Regions from separate parts of the Mus musculus genome. Here region 2 is linked to region 1. The links are chromatin loops, found by intact Hi-C in ENCODE. Cell type or tissue: left cerebral cortex. All regions are shown on one strand. Links, peaks and the distances in the headings refer to the core of each region. The heading gives the core; the rest is flanking DNA. Region 1 has its middle 17 kb from the start of Gm32748. Region 2 has its middle 79 kb from the start of Gm32931.

Evidence for each region. Hi-C counts contacts between places; a loop is a spot of excess contacts. Peaks named below come from ENCODE experiments on the same cell type or tissue, not always from the same donor. Only the 100,000 strongest peaks of a DNase experiment are listed, where the experiment ranks them.
Region 2: it touches region 1 in a loop (2.1-fold over the local background); 2 of 42 quality-filtered maps call a loop at or near these places.

The regions. Positions count from the first base shown.
Region 1 is chr10:68,352,898-68,361,762 of GRCm38, reverse strand. No RefSeq gene overlaps it. Among named protein-coding and RNA genes, the nearest start is that of Gm32748, 17 kb to the right of the region's middle. In left cerebral cortex, for the core only: a CTCF peak has its summit at 4,526; DNase peaks (open chromatin) are centred at 4,532, 5,559, 5,955 and 6,774; H3K4me3 peaks cover 570 bases; H3K27ac peaks cover 976 bases.
Region 2 is chr10:68,897,364-68,906,228 of GRCm38, reverse strand. No RefSeq gene overlaps it. Among named protein-coding and RNA genes, the nearest start is that of Gm32931, 79 kb to the right of the region's middle. In left cerebral cortex, for the core only: a CTCF peak has its summit at 3,379 (motif pointing left); a DNase peak (open chromatin) is centred at 3,385.

The sequences.
Region 1 (8,865 bases), core at 2,922-6,921:
GGATCTCACAGAAGCATTTCCTTAACTGAGTTTCCCTCCTTCCAGATGACTCTTGCTTGTGTCAAGTTGACACAAAACCAGCCAGGACAAAAGTGTAGCCACAGCTTTTTGCAAAGCACAAGTTGAGAGCCAAGGAAATCCCTTTCAGCATATTACAACCACACCCTCCTCTGCTTCTGTCCTGGAGATCTCACTGTCCATCCCTGTCCACAATACTTGAACTGCAACTGCCAGAAGAAGCTGCCAGGACCTGAATCCTGCCCAAGAATGTCAAGAAGCTGCGTTGAGAACTATCCAGTCATTAAGGACTCTGCTCTCAGGAGATGTGACCCAGGGGATGTGACAAGGCTGAGGCGCAGTCCACTCCAGTTTGCACTGACACGCAAGATCCATATGACTCTGGCCCATCAACAGGGAGGAAATAAAACACCCGTCCAGTCACTGAACTCTGAGCCAGCACTTCTGCTAACAGGCCCCTTACTGTGTGTATGAGCTCACTGCCCACTTTCCCACAGACAGTTGGCAAGTCTGATTGGCTCTGGCAACTTCTTATCTCAGGTCAACAATTATGACTTTATTTACAAGGAAGAAAGATATGAAAGATGAAAGGAAAGAAGGAAAGAAGGAAGGAGAAAGGGAGGGAGAGGGAAGAAGGAAGGGAGGGAAAGAGGGAAGAAGGGAGGGAGAGAAAGAGGAGAGGAGGGAGGGAGGGAGGGAGGTCTACCCAGGTAGATAAAACCACCAGGCTGCTTCATGGGAGTTTAACCCCATGGCCACACATATGTTGATTCAGCTCTCACCATCTTAACATTCAGAACAAGCAACCAAGGGCTTTGCATGTTGATTCAGCAAACACTAACTTCTCTGCAGCCTCACCTGGGGAAATGCTCTATTATTTGTAAGTTTTCCTGCTACTGTGACAAAGCTCCTGATAAAAGTGACTTAAGGAAGGGCTCGTATTTTGAGGACATGGTTCGTCAGGGTGGGGAAGACAAGTCGGCCAGAGCATGCGGCAGCTGGTCACATTGCAACCATAGTCTGGAAGCAGAGAAATAGATACTGATAAATCAATTCTCTCTCTAGTTCTATTTCAGCCCTGGAAACACAGAATGGTGCCTCCCACATCTAGGGTAGGTCTTCCTGATTCCATTAGCTCCATCCAAACTCTCAAAACCACTACCAAAGGTCTGTTTCTATTGTGATTCTAGATCCTGACATGTTGACAAATTACTGGTCATCACTCTGTGAGTGTGTGTGTGTGTGTGTGAATTTGGATTGGGTTTTGTGTGTGTGCATACATACACATAGATATGTGCATATATACATATATACATGTGTACATATGTATATACATATATATGTTTGTATGTCTGTGTGTATGTGTATTTTTGTATATGTGTATTTTTATATGTGTGTTTCTGCATTCGTGTGTGTGTGTGGGGGGGGGGGTCTGTGTATGTGTGGTCTGTGTGTGTTTCTATTTTATGTGTATGTTTGTATGTATGTGCTTATGCATTTGTATGCTTGTGTGTTTATGAACTTGTGTGTATATTGTGTACATCTGTGTGTGTTTGTGAGTTTGTGTGTTTGTGTACATGTATGTTTGTTAGTATGTATATGAGTTTGTTTCTTTGTGTTTTTATGTTTGTGCATATTGCATGTTTTCATGTGTTGTCCATGTGTTTGTCTTTGACTTTATGTTGTCTGTTTGTATGTCTGTGTTGGTGGCATGCATACTATGGACAGATTGGTGACAAATCATGAGGACAAGGAACAACACAAAGTGAAACCTGGCAATAAACTCAAAATGAAAGATTAACTCAAACGTGGATGCCATGATGCATTTCCACAGGGTCTGCAGCCATGATGAAGTGAGACTTTGCAAACATATAGGTAGGTATCCGGGGGTCCCATGATGAAGTGAGACTTCATAGGTATTCGCAGGTCCCCATGTTCCTGTTACCCCTCATTCGTACTAGGTACAAAAGCCCAATACCTCATTTGTCCTCAAGTTGGTCTTTGGTGGAATTGTCCGTCACTGGGACCCAATCTGGAGTAAGTAGATGTTGATTAGTGCCTTCCCTGGACATTTTAATGCAGCAGGTAGTAACAGGCACAGAGAGCTAAATGATTCAGGAGAGTCCTAGGTGGCTTCTGCTCAGAAGACTTTCTGACCTGTGATAATACATAGGAAGAAATCCAATCCAAGTACAGGTTATTAAAAGACTGATGGATCTTTAAAGGATCACTCGATGTACGGCTACTCTTAGCTATATCACTGTGTCAGGTCTGTGTGTGTGTGTGTGTGTGTGTGTGTGTGTGTGTGTGTGTGTGTGTGTGTGTGTCTGTTTATGCATATAAATGCTTTGCCTGCCTGGGTCTAAACATACCATGTGCATGCAGTACCCACAGTAGCCAGAAGGGGCATTGTCCTCCCTGGAACTGGAATTACAGGTGGTTGTGAAATCCCCATGTGGGTGCTGGGATTTGAACCTGGGTCTTCTGCCAGAGCAGCAAGTGCTCTTACCCACTGAGCCACCTGGAGAGTGTCACTTACAGCTTGATGACCTCCAGAGAGTTGCTTCATCTGTGCAACTCAGTTTCCTTGTCCACAAAACCTGCACAATAACATGAACTCAGAAAGTTGATTTTGTGACTCAGCAAGATTATATACACTCAACATTTATTACTAAATAGTAAGAAACTAACACCAAAATGGAACAAACATTTTCCCACATACTTAGAGGTGGGGCTGGCACTAAAGCCCTTATCTCTTAGCGGTTTGATGGTCTGGGAGTCTGATGGAAACAGAGCTGTCCTCGATAATGAGACTAGGTTGGCTCCTGTAATCATGTCCTCCAGAGAAAACTCCTTCCTCTGGCATGTGGCCTCTGAGACCTGGCTTGTCTGACTTCTTTCGCCTTCCAAGTCATAACCCTAAGCCCAAATCCCAGAAAAAAAGACAATTCTATGACTCAAGGAATTTTTCTCTTAAGAATGTTCTTCAAAACACTCAGTCACATCCAGGATAATTTATGGATTTATTAAATATATAAATAAGCAAGTATGGCAAACCGACATATGCAGGCTAGTTTTGTATCAACTTGGCACAAACTAGAGTTGGAAGAGGAAGAAGGAATCTCAATTGAGAAAGTGCCTTTGGAAGATCAGGCTGCAGGCAAGCCCCATAGGGCTTTTTTTTTTTTTTTAAATTAGTGATAGATGTGGGAGGGCCCAGGCCATTGTGTCATTGTGGGCGGGGCTACCTCTGGGCTAGTGGTTGTGGGTTCTATAAGAAACCAGGCTGAGCAAGCCATTAAGCAGCACCCCTCCTTGGCCTCTGCATCAGCTCCTGCTTCTGGGTTCCTGCTTTGTTTGAGTTCCTGTCCTGACTTCCTTTGATGACCACCAGTGATGTGGAAGGTAACCCTTTTTCTCCCAAGTTGCTTTGGACATGGTGCTCCATCCTACCAATGCTAACCCTGACTAAGACACTACAGGTGAAATACAAAGTTGATCAAACTGGGTGAAAATTTTGTAATAATCCATAGTGTAATGATGATGCCTGTTATAAAATAGCTACAAGGGATTTTGCTTATTTTTCTTGATTCTTTGGTCAAGTACATCTGAGAAGAGACAATACAATGTAGCACAAGATGATCATAAATGAGTTCAGCATTTGGGGATTTTTTTTTAAACACAGTTATTCTGGAGGGTAATGAGATGCAATAATGTTTCAAATGTTTATTTATTTATTGGATGGGGATGGGGGCACTATAGCCTTCTCTTGATAAATCTCTGTAGTCCATTCTCTACCACCTTCTTGTGGCATCCAAAGCTCCAGTTCCCATCTCTGGACCTTCGCCAAAGCTCCTCTACTCCAGATGCTAGCTCGCTTGTCCCCCTTAAAATGATCTTTTAAAAAAAAATACTTATTCCCATCTTTGGAATGCCATGTTTTGGGACCCACTGGCATCTGCTGTTACCCCTGACATCAAATGGAGGTAGCATAGTTCAACTTAAGCTCTTTAAGTACACAAGGGAACAGGCTGATGTCGTTTCTCTCTGTTTCCCTCTCACAGAGAGGAAATGAGTAACAATGGGAGAAAGCCATGTGTGTTCGTGGAGATCAGAACATTAAACTGGAGCATCAACCAGCTCTTCGCTGAGGAGTTCCAGGAAGAAGGTTCCCACAGAGTTGGCCTTCACCTACATGAAAGGCTTCCATTCTCTGGGTGATGGCTTCTCGCCTTCCAAGATGGCGACTCACGGTCGATGTGGAAGCCTAGTTCAGTGTTTGCTGAGGCTCCAGTATTCATGGATTCCATACAGAACTGAGGTTCCTTCCCTGTTGAGGCACAAGCTCTTACCAAAACAGTGAGAACACCAAGACTGTATTCTTTGGTCCCAGCAAGCCCCTATACACTTCCCCAGGCAAGGAGCCCTAAGGAAGGCAAGGCTTCAGTCAACCTTTCTGGAGACACAACCTTCTTTCCCAGGACCTTCAGCTCAGCTAAGTGGAGACACCTGGTGTCTGGTGTTGCAACTTCAAGAAGATCAAAGAGTCTGGGCTGAAAATCGGGCCTCTCATAAAAGCTGCCTCATTCAGGACAAGTTCCAAAGCAGCAATTCAAATAGCAGTCCCGTTCTACTCCAAGGAGGCTCACTTCCCTTCAATAGCGCCGCCGTCCACCGACAAGGTTTTCTCCATAACCCTGCCTCTTTTAACAGGAAAGAATCTAGCATAATCACAGGGCAGGAAGTATTTATTAGAAGCCAGGGAGAATAGGTCTCCCTTTCTGGCCTCTTCATTTTGTGGGGTGTTAAGTCATGGGGGGTGGGGAGCAGGGGGCGGGGGAGAGGCAGATATCTGCTTGGTATGATATCTGGTTGGTGATATTTATAAGTAGCCAGCCAGAGTAGCAAAGTTGCCCCACACACACATCCTGAAAAAAAAAAAAAAAATTTTTTTTTAGCCTAAACAAGGCCAAAGGAATATTAAAGTTTCACTAGGGAAGAAATATGGCCGCTGCCAGGAACTGACTAGTCATAAAACCCAAGGCATTCAGGCGTCCATCATCGCCTGCCTTTTAATGACTGAACTAAAAGAAGAGACATCAGTTTTCAAAATAAGGTTATAAAAATGCTGTGCACAGATGAGGCCTCCAAATATTTTGATAGTACCCGAACAAAATTGCATATATATACATATATATATATATATACATATATATATATATGTATATAATCATTGAGACAAATCACAAAACATATGTTGTTATGTTTTGCTCTAAAAACCATGAAGTTTACCCAGAACCCTATTATGGTAACTGCTTCACTTTTCATGCATTCCTAAATTACCATGTAATCTAAAACCTTGTTTTCAGCGGCCCTATATTGGAAAGTCCCTTCAAACTAAGCAGGATGATGGCAGGCTCGCTCACATTCAGAAAGAAACCTGCCTTTGCTGCTGAAAATGAAAGTGGGATTTATCAGATAGACTCCTTTAAAACAGTCACCACCTTAGTGACACACGGGGCCTGACGCATCCAGGAAATGCCGAGACCAGGAATTATGCTTTAAGCTCTCTGCATTTTCAAACACATGGATAGTTGGTGTAAAAATATATTCTTTTCCTGCAGGGACGTGACTGTAATTAGTGTGTGCCAAAACTCTCTCTCTCTCCCGGAGATTTCATTGTCTTATCTCTTTGCAGCATCTTAATGCGATTTTATTTTACTTTGTCAAAGTCCTATTAACATAAATGTGTTCTCCATAGCAAACAGTGTTCTTTTTTATGCAAAACAGGATTCAGCTGACTCTAATAAAACAGCTTGCAGTCTATTAGAGTACAACAGTAATGTGCTTATTTTGTTTGTCAAATCAAGACCGCCGTCAGAAGGCTCTAGACAAAGATTTGTCTTGTTTTCCAGAATAATTGCCAGGGTGGGGCTACGTTATGATCTGTAAATGAATAGTATCGCTTAGAACAAACACTTCATATATCTTTTATCTTCCCCTGCACACAGTTCTGAGTTTTTCTTTGAAATCTTTGCTCCACTTTTCCACATAAGTCATCAGAATGTTTCCAAAGAATTTTAACTGCCAGATTAATTATATCTTACAAACAAAGATAGATTGCTTACATTCTTTATTCAGAAACCCTGCCAGTATGGAGCAACTGGCAACAAATTAATCTCTTTTGCAACCCTACAAAATGTTTTGCTATGAAAAGGCCTGGAAGGTAAATGGATCCTTTAAAAAAAAAAAAATCAGGTTGCTCATTCTGAAAGGCTAATCCTAAGCACAGAACAGAGGAGTAAATGAATCTAGCTACTCCCTAACTTTGCTCTTCCTTTTCTTTCTTTCTTTTTGTTTTTTGTTTTCTTGGTTTTTTGTTTTGTTTTGTTTTGTTTTGTTTTGTTTTTGTGTGTGTGTGTGTGTGGTTTTTTTTGTCTTTTGTTTTTTCCTTCTTCTTAACAACTAGGTTACAGCCTTCTGTTAATGGATTCAGTTAATTAAGTATTGCTGTGACCTGGTGGCAATTTCTGAAATCCAGAGAATTTTTCCCTCTTTTAAGGTCTGCCTCCCCCACGGGGCCCCGGGTGTAATCTGTTTGCAGAGAGTCTATGTATGTCAGCCCTGCTTCCCTTAGAAGCTTCTAGAATGTTTTAATAAATTTATCAACCGAAAAAAAATATTACAAACATTTCATTTCCTTTGACTCAGGCACACCACACACACACACACACACACACACACACACACACACACACACCACTGCCTTCATTGCAAATTCTTGCCAGTATGAATCACCCTAAGTAATGTTTGCTTTAACTTTAGTGTGGTTCAACAAACAACCTTTATATGGCTGGACTTCAAAGGGAGGAGAAATGAAGGTTGGAAATATGATAGGCGTAATCTATTATTAGGCATGAAACACTAAACCACTTTTAGCTATAACTCTAAAACCTGCATAATCTTAGGTTTTTTAACATAATGTGTATTTATTGTGCCTTCACTCACACAAGCATTTATCTCCCCGTGTTTGTGAGAGAAATACTTTCCACTGTAGCGTGGGCCACTACTTGGCTTAATTTTTCCTAATATTTAATTTAGAAAGGGGAAAATGGTAATATTATAACAGGATTCTCATGTGTCCCAGCCAAAATACTTAGTGTTCCTCTTTGAGTAAAATTAATCTGTTACCAGTTCCCTGACCTGCAAGTCAGGTTTCAGTAAACTAGGCATCCAGGGAGGAGGGCAGAGGGAGGGGGTAAGCTAGGCTGGCTAGGGAGATAAGATCTCTTTCTTTGATTAAGGGGGGGTGGTGTTGGCGGGGGGGGGGGGGGGGGTGGGGGGGGGAGCTAAAAAAAAAAAAACCGAATGTCTCAACCCAGCCATGCCTCCCAATGGCAGAAAAATAAGCCAAAAGTGTATCCCAGCAGTAATGGTTGAAGACATTTATTAGCTCCGTCCATAACAACATTCACTGCAGGGAGAGCAATTGTTAAAAAATCTGTACTGCAATTATTTCTTTAATGATGGGGGGGGGGCGTCTCCAGCTCCTTATTTCTCTCCTTCTTCACCCTCCACAAACATTGGCACTTAAAAAAAAAAAAATCTAATGTTATGAAATAAGTCAGAGAGCTTGTAGCTCAAGAGAACCGGAGACAGCACTGGGAATGTATGCATGCGCAGAAACAAAAACACCGTCGGTAACATTTTGTTCTTGATTAAATTTGCGCTCCCTAATACAGTAGATTAAAAATAAGTCCAACTGTTAAACGCATTAGTGTTCAGCCGTGGTTCTGGTGCCAGAAAAACCGATACTGCTTCAGACCCAGCCTCTCTCCACTAGACTTGAGGAGCCAGGGGAAATCTGACCCCTCTGGAAACCCGAGCCCCAAAGTCCATCCATGACCCTGCAGTTTGGGGATTCCTTATTTTCGTCGGGTGATGAAATCTCAGAACCATCTTAATATTTTCTCACACTGGGTCAAAAACTCGGCGTCTCTCGGCGAGGCTGTAAGAAAATACGGGCTAGGAAAACGGAGGATGGATTGCTAATGGCTACAGTCAAGACACTCCAGAAGGAATATGAAATGAAGTTGTTCTTTGGTGTACAGGGAGTCGTGAAACTTACATCTTTTAAAAAGAGTTGTAAGCCATGACCTCACGCCAACCCCCCACACTCCTCCCACCCCCACCCCGAAGAATTTTAAGAGACTGGAAAGACCCACAGTTCAGAGTGGGTGCTCCTCCTTACAAGGCATCCAAATTTGGTTCTCAGCACCTACATCAGAAGGCTCACAACCGCGTGTAATTCCAGCTCCTGCACACCTGATGCCCTCTTCTGGATGTAAAGGCACCTGCCCTCACACATGCACACACCTCCACACACTCACCTCCACACACACAGCTACACACACACAGCACTAAAAATGAAATCTCTCTCTCTCTCTCTCTCTCTCTCTCTTTTTTTTTTTTTTTTTTTTTGGTTTTTCGAGACAGGGTTTCTCTGTGTAGCCCTGGCTGTCCTGGAACTCACTCTGTAAACCAGGCTGGCCTCAAAGTCAGAAATTCACCTGCCTCTGCCTCCGGAGTGCTGGGATTAAAGGTGTGCGCCACCACGCCCGGCTGAATAAATCTCTTTTATATATAAAAATAACTATTTAATGGGGCAGGATTTTGAAATGTGTCCTCAGAATTTTGGAGTGTGTGACACTCCGGAGATCATGGCTGACTTGTCTAGCCAATGGGGCTCTGTGAAGTTGGAAAGAGAGTCTGGCCAGATTCATGATGGGCCGGCCCAACCTTGCTGGACATGTAGAATGTACAAATTACCTTCCTCCCCGGTCTGTC
Region 2 (8,865 bases), core at 1,699-5,698, 550 kb before region 1:
TTAACCATATGAATGCTGCTCCCTGATGAAGAGGTGACGTCCAGTTTCTCTTAGAAGTCAGAAAATGGAAGAATTTCAAGTTGTTATAGCCACATTTATTGAGCACCTACTACTTTTCTAATGCATGTTAGCGTCAGGAAAATACACTCAGAGTGACGCCATAATTTCGCTTTTCATGAGCACTCTCAACAAAGGTCCTTTGAGTAAAGATGGAAAAACAGCAGAACATATCAGAAAAACGACATGCAACAGATACAAAGGGAAGCCGCTGAGCTTTAGTGCAGTAGTTCTCAACCTGTGGGTCTCAACCCAGACAGGAGTCACGTATCAGATATCCTGCATATCGGGTATTTACATTGTGATTCATAATGGTAGCAAAATGACAGTTGTGAAGTAGCAATGAAATAATTTTATGGTTGGGGATCGCCAGCCATAACACAGGAACTGTATCAAGTATTATTAAATAAAATATTAACATTAATATATTAAAATTTAAATTTATTATAGTATGATATAATATTACCACATTATAGTATATATTAATTTTTCTATATTATTTTATACCATATAATACATATTATCATATATTAGAATATTAATATATTATCACATTATATATTAATACATATTTGGTATATATTAATATAATGTATAGTATATAATGTTATATAATATATAGTATATATTTATAATATAACATTAAATTTAATTTTTAAAATTTTATTCATGTTAATATTAATTATATAAAATTATATATTATATTTCTATTATTTTATATGAATATCATATAACTATAATATAATTAATATTAAATAAAATTTAATATAGAAATTGTATTAGAGGTTCATAGCTTTAGAAAGGCTGAGACCCACACTGCTTTAGGGGAATTAAGGAAATCTTAGAGAGAAACACTGGCGACATTGATCTTGGATAGTAAAATAAAGATCATCAGTCGAGGTCTTTTCTAAAAGGTCTTTTCTAAACCTGCTGTGCAGACATCACCGGGGGACTTGCTAAAATTATCAGGCACCTGCACCTTCGCTCGAAGATTTTTGGCTCAGTAGGGAGAGGGTTAAGGTCCAGGAAACTTGGAAATTAAATGCCCAGGTTACTCTAGTGTTTGCCAGAGGAAGTTTGGGGAGTCTTGAATGAAGTGGTGAATCCCACCACATTGAGCACTTATCCAAAGTAAGGTGCCGTGTCGAGAGTAGAGAGAACCCGGGAAAAGCAAGCTTCAGTAACGATTAGCATGCGGTGTAGGCCAGTGTCTGACAGCATTTGTCCAAGGACCGCGATGGAGGCACAGGCTTAGGTGACGCCTAGAATGGGAAGGAAGTTGAGATGTTTTCTAGAAGCTTCTAATGTGCTAATTAATTCCTCAGCGACGCTCCCAGGGGAGGTTTGCTTTGTTGATTTTTAGACGATATTTTCTTTGAACATCTTGTAGAGATATGGGTAGCCTTCAATCGCTGCCTAAAGCATCTCTGTTTCGTTGTTAAGCCAAGCCTGGCTTATTACATAAATGGACACAATTGCTCTCTGTGAAAAGCCGGACACTATTCAGAAGGAAGAGAGGGACATGCCCCGCGGTCAGGAGTGGAGTGGCTTTAGCATCTTTGCCCTTAGTAATAGAACGTAGTCTCGGAAGTCCAGAAGCTTGGTCATAATGCAAGCGAAACAAACCTTCCAGGCTGGTTTTGGTTTTGTCATTCGTATGGGTCTACACCCAGGCTCTCTCAGTACCGTCTCTCCAAGCGCGAGCAACAGCAGCTGGAAGGTGGGACAGATGCAGATTCTAGGTTTCTACCTAAAATCTCCTGAGCCAGAACTGTGGAGGAGGGGAAGTGATCAGAAGTCAAAGTGATGAAGGAAGGCAGCTAGCCATGCTTCAGATTCTTCTGATGGCCCTCAAGTCTGAGAAAGAGCCTCAAGCCCAAGAGAAACTCTGTCGATGCAGTAATACTGAAAAGGACTCTCAGTGAACAAGCCCTACGTATGTGCTCATTATACATGTATTACGGCCTTGCTATTGTTATTGGGTGTCAGAAAATCTACTCATCCACCAAAAGTGAGATTGATATTTGGTCTCCAGTGTTCGGGATACAACCCAGGGTCTTGCACATTTTAGGCAGTTCCTTTATCCTGAGCTATACTCCCAGGGTCTGTGATTCTTGTTGATTTTTTAAAAACAATTCCTATTGGCTCGAACACCAAGACAAACTACAAAAGCCAAGTCCTTTCATAATGTGGCCTACCTACATCTCTGGACTCTTAAACCTTCCCCAGCTGACCTCCATCATTCTGTCTTTCCAACAGCTGATTCTATCTTGTCTTTCTAGTTACTGCTCAAATATCACCATTTGACTACCTTGTTAAATTTACACACACACACACACACACACACACACACACACACACACATTCATTTGTGTATGCATGTGCATATGCATGCATGTATATGTATGTATGTGTATATGTATGTAGATATGCACATATGCATGTATGTATGTGTGTATATGTATATACATTATAGGTGCACATTCATGTGCAGTTATAGGTACCTCTGAGGGTAAGCTAGAGGAGGAAGGCCTCTGAGCACCCCTCTCTATTACTTTCCACATTATCTCTTTGAGATAGGGTCTTTCACTGAAGTTGGGGCAGAGCTGGCACCCAGCAAGCCCGAGCAATCCTCTTGCTTCTGGCCCTTACGGTACTGTGGTTATAGGTGCACATACAACCATGGCAGGATTTTCACATGGGGCATGGGATTTAAACTTAGGTCCCCTGGAAGAGCTGCAGGTTCCTTACCCACTGAGCCAGCTCTCAAGGCCTTACATATGCTTGTATTTATGTTCTTCACATTACTCACTGGCTTTCTTCGTGGCATACAAACCAATCGTGCCCAGTCCTTTGCTTATTTTCAAATCCATGCACGGTGTCATTGTATCTTCATGTCCTTCTGGGCCTTGCAATACTAGCAGACTTAACCCCATGTTTATTGGGTGACTTCCAGGCTGCAGCTGAAATCCAAATGAACACGATAAGTTAACAACTGAACTGCTGCTTTTTCTAGACACATGCCTTGCTGCAGGTTTTAAAAACGTAGATTACAATTATTCTTTCAATTGTGGGAACCTGAATGTTTTACAGGAAGTTCTTTAAGGGATCTTAAAATAGACTTGTCAAGAGTTGGCTTCAGTGTCAGAGCTGGCCCTGTGTTCATTTATTGGAAGGGAAATGCTGGAGCTCAAACAAAAAATCATAATGCCTTGTACCACATGAGATAAACAAACAACTGACTCTGAAATTTATGGTTTTACAGGTGTCTTGTTAGAGCTGGTTCTGGAAACAGAAAGATGAACCCAGACTCCGGTGCCATCTAGTGGTCATGTTAGTTCCTCTAGAAATAAACTCCAGTGCAATCCAGTGCTGGGTTTTTGACTCGTGGGAGGTTTTGTGCTTTTATGATGTGCATCTCAAGTATGAATTCAGTTGTATTAAGAATGATGCATGTTAGTAAATGCCCAGAAAATCTGTGAGCGCCAGCCCTCTTTGGAGTGTAGCATAGAAAAATGAAGATGTTGTGTAAATAATAATTACCACAGGTTCATATAGCTGTGTGATACCTAAGACGTGGGCCCATATTTATTGCAGATACCTAGAGGCAAAGAGAACTTCTGAATCCTGGCCAGCTATGTCACCATTTGAATATGGAACATTTGAATATGCTCCCTAAGGGAGGGATATGCTTGTTGTGTTGAATGCTTCCTCCTTAATGCTGGCTTTGGGAGATTCTGGGAAGATGAGTCCTGGTTGAATGAAATCATCGGATATGAAGACATTTCTTATTGCCAGGTTACTCCCTCCCTCTTTTCTGCCTTCTGTCCACCATGAGATGAAACACTTCCGTTTTACCACAGCATGCCCGTGACAGCTACCCTGATGCTCTGCAGAGCAGCAGCTGGGGCCAGGGTTGGAGAGAAGCAACCATGAATAGAACACTCAGAAACCATGAGCCAAACATACCCATCTGCCCCCAAATTGTCTCTACCAGGTAATTTGGACCACAGTGAGGTCAAAAGTAATAGAGAGTATTAGATGATTCAGGCTCCGAGGTATTGTCAACAGAGGACTGCCCACCTAACACAGTTATTTATCAAACATCTCATGTCTGTACAGAGCAGCTTCCACACCTCTGGCTGCACAGGTAGTTTTAGGTTTGTCTCAGCTACCTAGAGTCCTTTCTTGCTCTTGCCATCGACTTGGTGTGGAGCCCTTTGCAGAAGACAGCTGGGTCATTCTTTGGAGAAGCCTTGGGGTCACTCTGTGATATTACAGACCACAACCCCCAATATCTAGTGAGAGGAGTTCGAGATGCATCTGAGACAGGGTCATGTAGGTGTAATATTAGGCAAATTAGATCCAAATCTTGAGAGTGACACCCCCTGACTTCTCTGCTGATGTCAACTTTTCTAATTTGTGTGGTAGCTTTTCAGACATTTGCCTCCCAAGCCTTATGAGGATTAAAAGGGATAATGACATATCTAAATCGCTCCATCTGAGTGCCCAATACATGAGAAGTGAGCCACTTACCTCTGATCTCACATGGTCTAAAGAGCACCTCTTATTTCTAGCCTTCCATTGTGGCGCTTCCTGTTTCCCTTTGCTCTCTGTAATCCAGTTGTACCCACGTTGAAATACTTAACATTAGAGATATCCAAAAACCCGGATGACTTGACAGTACCTATTCATGGCAGGGGACAAGGAACATTTAGATATTTTGGAAATCCATTGTTATAAAGCTGCAAGAATCACCCAGGAAATGAAACCAAAAGTCAGCTTACATGAGACCAAGCCATATTTTCAGTGTCATAGAACAACCATCCACGCACTAACTGTAGCACACCACACACCAAAAGCACTCTGCTCTGAGAATTCAGTGAACCCACATCCTGGCTCCAATCTCTCATTCTGAGAGTATAGTTTCTCTGTTAAGTTAATGAAAAACAAGCTCATGAGACTTGGATTCTGTTCCTTAATTTGAAAACAGTGTCCGAAAAAGCTTGGGAGACGGCTTGTTGATAAATTCCAAATGATATTCTACCCTAAGCCGGTAATAAAATGATAGTGGTGGTGGGAGACGCTGAGACACAAACATATTTCTATTTGTCTCTAACGAATCACGGAGTCTTCAACCCTATTTATTCATTCGCCTCCCAGTAGCCCCCCAATTTCAGGCCAAATCCTCACAAAGAAAAACACTGTGGACTGTGTGTCATAATCACATCTGCCCTTGGAACACAGGGTTCTATTCCCCAGATATTAGACTGAGATGGGGAAAGTCATCTTATTATCGAAACTGCTTCTCTGATTCTGTTCTTCCCTCTTAACAAAAAAAAAAAAAAAAAAAAAAACTCAGGCAGCTTGGTTGGATTGTGGCAAACCTGTGTTACCCAAGTCCCCTGCAAGTGAAGAGATCTTTCTTCTCAGCTGTCTGCCTTCTGTTCATGGGCTATGCTTATGTGATACCCAATCTACATGCCACCCAACTTATGTGCACCCAACTTATGTGCCACCCAACTTTTGCTTATTTGCCTTTAAAACATGTTTGGAGGGTTAGAAGGAAAAGAGTATAGGGCAGTAGTGGGGAAGAGTAGATGAAGAAGCAAGGGAAGACAAGGTTTGGTGGGTATATAAGCTGAATATTAAACTCCCCCCACCCCCTGTGTGCGTGTAACTATCTGGTGTCTAGCTGGTACTCCAGCAGTGTTCAAAGTAAGACTCCTCTGCAGTAGTCTTTATGTCTCTTTGGCTAAGAGACTGGGCTCATCTGGGAAGCCTCCAGAGGCAATAGGTCATATCCACCACTCATGCCCATGTCCACCCTGACAGCTACACAAAAGAATCATGTCATCACTGTGACCTTTTGGGGGCTGACCTAATAGAACACTGTGTTCTTCAGAGTTGTTAAAGATTGGGGAGTGTGCAACCAACCCTCCCCAGTGCCACCGAAATACAGAGTGTCTGGTGTGAAATCGTGTGTGTGTGTGTGTGTGTGTGTGTTGTGTGTGTGTGTGAGACAATCACAGCAATACTGAGAATTCGTACACCTTCGCTGGCTTCCTTCATGCCAAGTGCCATGGAGTGATTCTCCTTACCAGAAGAGAACATTCTGAGACAGAACTTTAATTCTTTCTGATGTGTGACAGAAAATAGGAAAACAATTCCACCTTGTGTGTGAGTGTATGCACACATGTGTGTGCCAGTGCAGAGAGACCAGAGGCCAGTCTCTGTTATAGCTTCTCAGCTTCTCTTGATCTATCATCTATCTATCTATCTATCTATCTATCTATCTATCTATCTATCTATCTATCTGCTATCTCTCTATCTATCTATCTATCTATCTATCTATCTATCTATCTATCTATCTATCTAACCATCCATCCATCTCCATATATGTATGAATGTATGTATGTATCATCTATCTATCTACCTATCTATCCATCTATCTGTCATCTATCTATCTATCTATCTATCTATCTATCTATCTATCTACCTATCTATCTATCATCTATCTACCTACCTACATCTATCTATCTATCTATCTATCTATCTATCTATCTATCTATGTATTCATCCATCCATCCATCTCCATATCTATCTATCTGTCTGTCATCTATCTATCTATCTATCTATCTATCTATCTATCTATCTATCTATCTATTTTGAGTCAACGTCTCTTACTACCAAGGCTTATGAGCCAGTCAGTTCCAAGGATGCCCTGCACCTTCCAGAACTGGGATTATATGACCACCACCAGACCCAACTTTAAAAAATATATTTGTTTCTTTTTACATCCCAAACACAGTTTCACCTCCTCCTCTCCTCCTAGTACCCCTTTCCTCTGCTCCCTCAATTCCTTCATTTCTCTTCAGAAAGGGGCAGCTCTCCCAGGGATATCAACCAACCATGGCATATCAAGTTGCAGTAAGACTAGTCTCCTTCCTTTGTATTGAGGCTAGAAGAGGAAAGGACCCTTGGAGCAGGCAAAAGAGTCAGAGATACCCTCTGCTTCCACTGTTTCAAGTATCACAAGATGCAAGCTACACAACTGTAACAATATGCTGAGCCTAGGTCAATTTTTGTGTGTGTGTTGGATTCTGAAGATTAAATTCAGGGCTTTGTGCTATCAAGATGGACACTGTACCAATGGAGCCACCCAAATCCTCCCTCTTTGGGACAAGAAGAGTAGTGGAAAGACAGAAAATTCGACCAAGCAAAAATCAAATGCTATCCTTCCTTGGCTATTTTGAAATGACTCCTTCCTTAAAACAAAATACAATACTTGCCCACAGCAGCATATGGTTACAATGAAAGAAAACCTAAATTCTGAAACACACTTGGACATTGATGAAGCATTAAGGCAAGGTGCTAAGTGAAAAAGGTAGATCTAAAATCATAACTATCACGTGGTCCCCCTTATGTGACTATCTAGTCACAGCAGAGGCATAGAGCTAAGGAAGAAATTAAAGATGAGCAGGGGCCACGGAGCAGGAATGGGTAGTGACTGCTTAGCGTGCACAGCGTTTGTGATAAGTGATGGTAGAGACAGTTCTTTGAGGAGATAGTGGAAGTAGTCTATAACCTTGTGGACATACACAGGACTAGTAAATTATAAGTTGGGAATGCTCCATTTTATATTATGTGCATTTTACCTTATTAAAATATTAATTAAGCTCTCTTCCCAAGGCTTAGGGACCATTACAGAAAAAGGGGGAGGGGAGGGAGAAAGGAATGTAAGGGCCTGAGGTCAGAGGGAGATCAGAGAAGAACAGCATCTCCCACATGCCACAACCTCCGTACTCAGCCTATCACTACAGCTGTGGCTCCGTGCAGAAGCCTGTAGGATCAAGACAGTCGCCATCTTGTCATGGAATGGGAAGGGGTTCATGAGACCCTAACACTAGTTAAGGAACTAAGTTGATGGTTTTGTAAGGAAGGGCGGGTTTATTCTTGAGGAAGTGGCTTCTGGTAGGCTGGCCACATTTCTCTGGCTGGCCCCATCCCCAGGAGTATGTAGACAGTGGAAACTGAAGTTGGTGTACTGTTAAGTCTTTCCTTTTTAAATACAGGATACAAAGTTGGAGGTTGTAGGGAGGCAGAGGTGAACCTGGGAGCAGTTAAGGGGAGAAATCTGGGGTAAATATAATAAAAAAAATACTTGGCATGAAATTCTCAAAGAATCAATTAAAATATTTTTAAAAGTAAACTTGAGGTGTTAAAGAAAATTAATGAATTAAAATTAAAAAATGGGCCACCCCTCTCAAAATCTTATGAGTACCTGTGCTCATCAGAGACTTTGGATGAAAGTGTAAATTTTCTGAAAAAAAAAAATAGGGTGTCAAATAATGAGTTGCTGGCACAGAGCTCACTGGACCAACTGGGAGGTGATGTCTGGGCTTCGAGCCAGTAGTGTATCCCAGGAGCCACTCCACCCCTAGGCGTGTTCAACATTCCCATCCTCCCCAGAGCTCATTACTTGGGAGAGAGTGGCCCAGAGAACTTTCCAGCAGGATGGAAACATTCTTTGTTCATTCAACAGCCATTGTCGACACAGGGCTACTGAGTAACTGAAAAATGACTCAGGCTGACCAAAGAGCTAATAAATTTTACTTCATCTTTATGGAGAGATGACTATCAAATTGGACAACAGAGTTTTTAGAGAGCTCTATGCTGGGCTTTCTCTGGCTATACCTTGTCCCCAAGGGTGAGGGCTAGCAGGGCGTAGAGGGCTTCCATGGTCCTTTCCTTTCACATTCCTCAAGAATTAATGCGAACTTCAAGGAGGAACAAATGGGTTTGAAA